Linked DNA regions of Homo sapiens: region 1 is linked to region 2. Evidence: chromatin contacts called from ENCODE Hi-C or POLR2A ChIA-PET data. All regions are on one chromosome and are shown on one strand. Each heading gives the region's core, a stretch centred on a gene start or an enhancer-like site at or near the end of the contact. The rest is flanking DNA. Distances are from core to core; before and after follow the strand shown.

What was found. Hi-C counts contacts between places; a loop is a spot of excess contacts on that map. ChIA-PET counts read pairs that join two places held with the same protein, here RNA polymerase II (POLR2A). Pooled maps may share reads with other maps.
Region 1: a map of endothelial cell of umbilical vein shows a loop between it and region 2 (24-fold over the local background). The contact joins the enhancer-like site here to the promoter of LIMS1-AS1 in region 2. A Hi-C loop is called at or near these places in 1 of 168 maps with a recorded cell type or tissue (endothelial cell of umbilical vein) and 5 of 50 pooled maps. POLR2A ChIA-PET finds 5 or more read pairs at or near these places in 2 of 52 experiments (HEK293 and MCF 10A).

Annotation. Positions count from the first base shown.
Region 1 is chr2:108,593,784-108,596,697 of GRCh38, reverse strand. The region is part of intron 1 of LIMS1 (LIM zinc finger domain containing 1); the gene reads right to left. Among named protein-coding and RNA genes, the nearest start is that of LIMS1, 61 kb to the right of the region's middle. RefSeq lists silencers at 2,252-2,301, 2,322-2,411 and an enhancer at 1,603-2,802. Within about 2 kb of position 1,522, at least 10 of the 41 ENCODE cell types and tissues checked have a DNase peak (open chromatin) inside an H3K27ac peak, as active enhancers do; they include endothelial cell of umbilical vein, where a contact is called at or near this core.
Region 2 is chr2:108,677,279-108,679,978 of GRCh38, reverse strand. It overlaps LIMS1-AS1 (LIMS1 antisense RNA 1), which reads left to right and starts at 1,378. Exons shown (of 3, transcript NR_149074.1): 1 at 1,378-1,540; 2 at 2,488-2,665. It overlaps LIMS1 (LIM zinc finger domain containing 1), which reads right to left. Exons shown (of 10, transcript NM_001193483.3): 8 at 1,952-2,000.

The sequences.
Region 1 (2,914 bases), core at 273-2,772, 83 kb after region 2:
GCATGCACCACCACGCCTGGCTAATTTTGTATTTTTAGTTGAGATGAGGTTTCTCCATGTTGATCAGGCTGGTCTCAAACTCCTGACCTCAGGTGATCTGCCCATCTTGGCCTCCCAAAGTGCTAGGATTACAGGCGTGTGCCATGCCCGGCCAACATGCCCTTTCTTTACATACATCCCTAATGGGGAAAGTAAAATCTGAGACCTAACTGAATTCCATTGATCTGTTCTGTAAATCATTTTACATTTATGTTAATCTTCCAAAAAGTGTGCTCCCATTTTCCTCACCTCTTATTTTTAAAATGTTATCATATATAACACCAGACTCCTGAGCCACCCTCTGGCTTTTCTGCCCCTTCCACAGCTACAGCTCATCTTCCACGGACCCTTTCATTTCCTCCTTTGGAAATTAAAGACAGCACATGCTCATTTATCTCACACTCTTTTGTAAGAATTACAAATTAACTCGTATTAATACTAAGAGTATTAATTATCGCTAATTAGAAATAAGCTGAGAAAGATAAAGTACTATACAAATGTTGGCCGCTGAATGGCTACAGGGACACATGAAGTCAAAACAGTATCAGGTCTTTCTATGTCTGCGGCAGAATGCCAAAGCCCTGACACACATCCTTTTAGCAGCTTTAAGTCACTTCTGCAAGTGAATACTAGGAGATCGTCCCTTACTCCTGATCTTTGCTCTCAGGGGGCCACTTCAGCATAAGCCTTCCACCCTCCACAGATAACCTCAGGTTCTCCTCAAGCCTCTAGATCTTATTTCACATTTTATCATAGGTGCAACTTCTTGTGTACTTAACACTGTTGAACTGTTGAGTTTAAAAATGATTAAGGTGGTAGATTTTATGTGTTTTTTACCACAATAAAAAAAAGAGGCTCCAAACGAGCTGCAAAATGAGGGCCCTAAAAGATTATAAAGGACTCTAATTCTAATGTTTTTCATTTTTCAGATGAAGGAACAGAATGAAAGTCCCACAGTTGAGAGCCAAGAACAGGACCTGGGGGGTACACTGATTCCTAGTACACAGTTGACTACAGAACAACAACAACAACAACAAAATAAACCAAGTACAATGGGAAAAACTGAAGAAAATAGTTAAGTGGGACAAAGGCAACAAAGTAGGCAGAATCACAAGAAGAAAGAAGACCAAGGGAAAATTTCAAGAACATTTTTTAAAGTAAGAAAGCATGGAAGAAATGACTGAATATTATAAATATAGGATGGTCCCTGTTTTGCTGGAATAGCAGTCTGAAACCATCATTTATCTTGGTCTGGGTGGAGCTGAGGTCTGGGAATTCCCATATAAGGTAGTTTGTTCATGCTTACTTCCTCAAGCACACATTACACCTCCTCATCTGAAAAAGGCACTGGAAGAAAAGATTCTTTGGGAATGACATCCACACATACATTAAAGGCTGTGGTTTCCACTCCTAATGGTTAGTAGATTTGCCAAGACACAGCATCCTCGCAACCCCCACCCAAATACGGTTCAGCATCTAGCAGTCAACACCACAGGGCCTTCCTGTGGTCACGACTGGCAGTGGTGATAAAGGTCGGTATGACCTTACTGCTCTCCATAAATAGCCCTTCAGTCAGTAATGTCCTTGCATGATATGGTCACATTCTTTCAAGAGCAGCCCTGCTTTTATGTATGGTACCTTCCTTCCACAGAGCTTTCCATCTCAGGTGAAGCTGCTTTCTTGCCCCACCATAATTCCTCTCAATGACTTCAAAGCAGGGCCTCTACATTCGATTTTTTTTTAGGATGAGTCTGTCTACCTTTTTTTTAGAGCTATGCTGTCTACTTTGGTAGCCAGTAGTCACATGTAGCAACTTGAAATGTGGCTAGTCTGAATTCAGATGGACTTTAAAGTACCCACTGAATTCTCCTGGTAACTTTAAAATGCTGATGACATGATATGTATATAGCTTGGACATGATGACAGTTTGATATACTGGGTTAAATTAAACATATTATTAAAATTAATCTTCCCTATCTCTTTTTTCCTGTTTTAAATGGCTACTAGAAAATCTTAAAACTACACATGCTGCTTACATTGTATTTCTACAGGATAGCACCATTCTAGATAGTATAATAAGCCCTGCTTATTGAATACGCTCAGTAGAAAGAAACCCTGGAATCCTTTCATTTCAAACGATCTCCTGTCGGCCAGCCAACTTTCTTCATTTGCAGGTGAGATTCTTCATCTGTAATGTAGACAAAATAAACCCCCCTCACAGACTGGTAAGGACTGAGAACACAAAGAAAGCATTTTAAGCGTTCAGCAACACTAAATGTGTTCTCAGTAAATGTCACTTCCCTTTCTGTGGGTGCATTCAGTAGCTGGTTTAGTCATCTTGGGGTTAGTCATGGAACGTCTGGATTCCAACCCTCTTTGTTCCTTTTTCTCCACTCTAATCACTTCCACAGAATTCACCATAACTTAGAGGGCAGGGGTCTGTGGTGAACTTTCTAAGCAAAAGCTACCCCTTCCCCACAGCTGAATTTTTTACTCCTACCACTTGTCGACCATATCCTTCCCACCTCTTCTCTGCTGGTGCATTCATTAATAAATTATTAAAATTAATCTCAAAATTCTGGCTGCTGCTCATTTTCTCCTTTGGGCTGTTACCAGTAGCTCACTGCTATTGTCTGAATTTAAAGGGAGCTTTGTTACTATTCTAGCTATTTCATGTGTGAACACTTCCTTCCCCTCAAGTGCATGGATATCCTTTACTTACCACTAGGGTCTCACCAGATATGTAATGACTGAAGGATTCTACAATGGTCCTAGAAATAAGTAAAATAAAACTGAATGTTGACTTTTAATTACTGACCAGGCCAATCAGGATTACAGGAATGAAAAGTACCTTTTATGACTAAGAAATCACATC
Region 2 (2,700 bases), core at 129-2,628:
TGCTGAGATTATAGGCATGAGCCACCATGCCCAGCCAAGAACCTCTTTCCTGAGAGCTTCTTTTCTTTTGTTTTTCAGACAGGGTCTCGCTCTGTTGTCCAGGCTGTATTGCAGTGGTGCGATCACAGCTCGAACTCCTGGGCTCAAGCAATCTTCTCCTCTCGTTCTCCTGTGTAGCTGGGACCATAGGTGTGTGCTACCACACCTGGCTAATTTTTTATTTTGTAGAGATGGAGGTCTTGCTCTGTTGCCCAGGCTGGTATCGAACTCCTGGCCTCAAGAAATTCTCCTGTCTCGGCCTCCTTAAGTGCTGGGATTACAGGTATAAGCCACCACACCCGGCCCTCAACCTTTATGTATACAGTTGTTGCTCAGTATGTGCAGGATACTGTTTCTAGGATGCTGTGAGGATACCAAAATCTCAGACGCTCAAGTCCCTGATATAAAATGCATATAACCTATGTACATTGTCTTGTATACATTTATTTATTTTTTTTGAGACGAAGTTTTTGCTCTTGTTGCCCAGGCTGGAGTGCAATGGTGTGATCTTGGCTCACAGCAACCTCTGCCTCCCGGGTTCAGGTGATTCTCCTGTCTCAGCCTCCCGAGTAGCTGGGATCATAGGCATGCACCACCACACCCAGCTAAGTTTTTGTATTTTTAGTAGAGATGGGGTTTCACCATGTTGGCCAGACTGCTCTTGAACTCTTGACCTCAGTTGATCTGCCCGCCTTGGCCTCCCAAAGTGTTGGGATCACAGGCGTGAGCCACTGAGCCTGGTCCTATCTCGTATACTTTAGATCATCTCTAGGTTAATTATAATGCCTAGTACAATGTAAATGATATGTAAATAGTCATTATACTGTACTATTTGTACTGTTATATTGTTATTTTTCTCTAAATATTTTTGATCCATAGTTGGTTGAATCCACGGATGTTTGGATCCAGCCCCTGGATACGGAGGGCTGACTTTAATCTTCCCCCATCCTTAAGTATCCTGTGAAGTTATAAATGATGTGTGCCATGTCTTACACCAGCAACTGTGCCCCCTTGGCCTGGGCACATGTGGCAACTGTCCATGCACCATGTTGTTTAGGTGAGCTTGCTGTTTCTGTCCCTACTGCTGTTGGCCCAACATGGAAATATGAACTAGGTAAATAATTTTCAAAAATCCAGACATTAACTTATTTGCCCCTGTAGGAGTCTTTTTTCCAGAGCTGATGATAAGAAGACAGTTTCCTTTGCAGCTTCTTTCACCTGGCATCTATTTCACAGAGGAGGGAGGTAAGTTTTATTTTCAATGGCACTAAAGATTGTTTTCCTGGATTGTTTTCACAAACTGCACATGAACAGTGTTTCAAAAGTATTTCCTGAATTAGGTGATGTCTGCAGGGAGCCATGAATCATGCTGAAAACAGGATTGTTCAAAACTTTGCCAGGAAGTCTCTGGCAGAAGTGTGTTAGCGAGTCTTAGCAAACACAGCTGCTTCCTTTCTGTTCCAATCAATCAGCCCAGCCTAATTACCACAGTACAAGGGTGGTAAGTCCTAGATATGCTTGCTGATAACTGCCAGCTTTTAGCATGTGCAGGTTAAAGTGCCTCTTCCTAACTACGATAGCAGATTAAACTGTTCCTAATAAACGTTGTTCTAGAGCTTCCTGAAACTGGACACAAACAGGTCTTAGGGTCCACCAGGGACAGTTCCCATGATTGCTGGCATACAACACTGCAGCAGTGGCCGAAAGTAGTGTCATAAATCAGTAACAAATCCAACTCTTTGATATTATCATCTTACTGCTACAGATTACTTGGAAAATACGCCAAAGATAGAGAAAAAGTAACTGATAACGATCACATTTCAAACCATACAATCACCAACCTGAATTTCCACATTACCCAAGTGTTTTTGTGTCAAAGTGGCACCAATCTAAAACTCACACAGATACTTACCATCACCTTCTATAACACGATTGCAGTGGAAGCAAACATCACCAAATAGCTGAAAATAAAAAAAGGTGGTCAAAGTTCAAGATGTGTTAGAATTTTTAGAACACTGAACATTTAAAAATAGCTGGCTATCTAAATTGAGGATTTATCACTACTAGAGAAATTTAGTAAAAGTTCTTTGACAAGTTTTTACTTCTTACAATGAAAGTAATTCACTCTCATCAATTAAAAGAAAAACTTTCCAGATGACAGTTTGAACACCCAAATAAGTGATGCAAAATATAGAAATCTGTGAGTCCATATGGATAAGAAATAGATAAATGAATAAACCTATAGACGGGAGAGGAGGTGGGTTCTTGCTCAGGCAGAGCGCTGAGGACCAGACTATGGGTGGAGGGCATGGGGCTGGAGAAGTGTCGTTTGCAGCTGGCGCAGAGACAAGAATCATCAAGGGGTGCTGAATCTAGGGCAGGTTGATGAGGAACAGGACATTTCCATGGTCATAAAATGATTGCCCACAGATTGCTTCTTTCTTACAGAGGAGGGAAGGAAATTGTAATTCACAGTGATGTTATCAGCCAGCACCATGCCTGGGAGATCACCAGGGCAGGAGAGGTATAAAATGCTCCAGGGGCAAGGTTCTGAGAAGATGCCCTGCCACTGTATGAGGCCACAACCTGCTGTGTATAACCTCATCTAAGCACAGAGAAGCACCAGGTGAACCCAAGTGGAAAGTAGTCTATTAAAAAGGG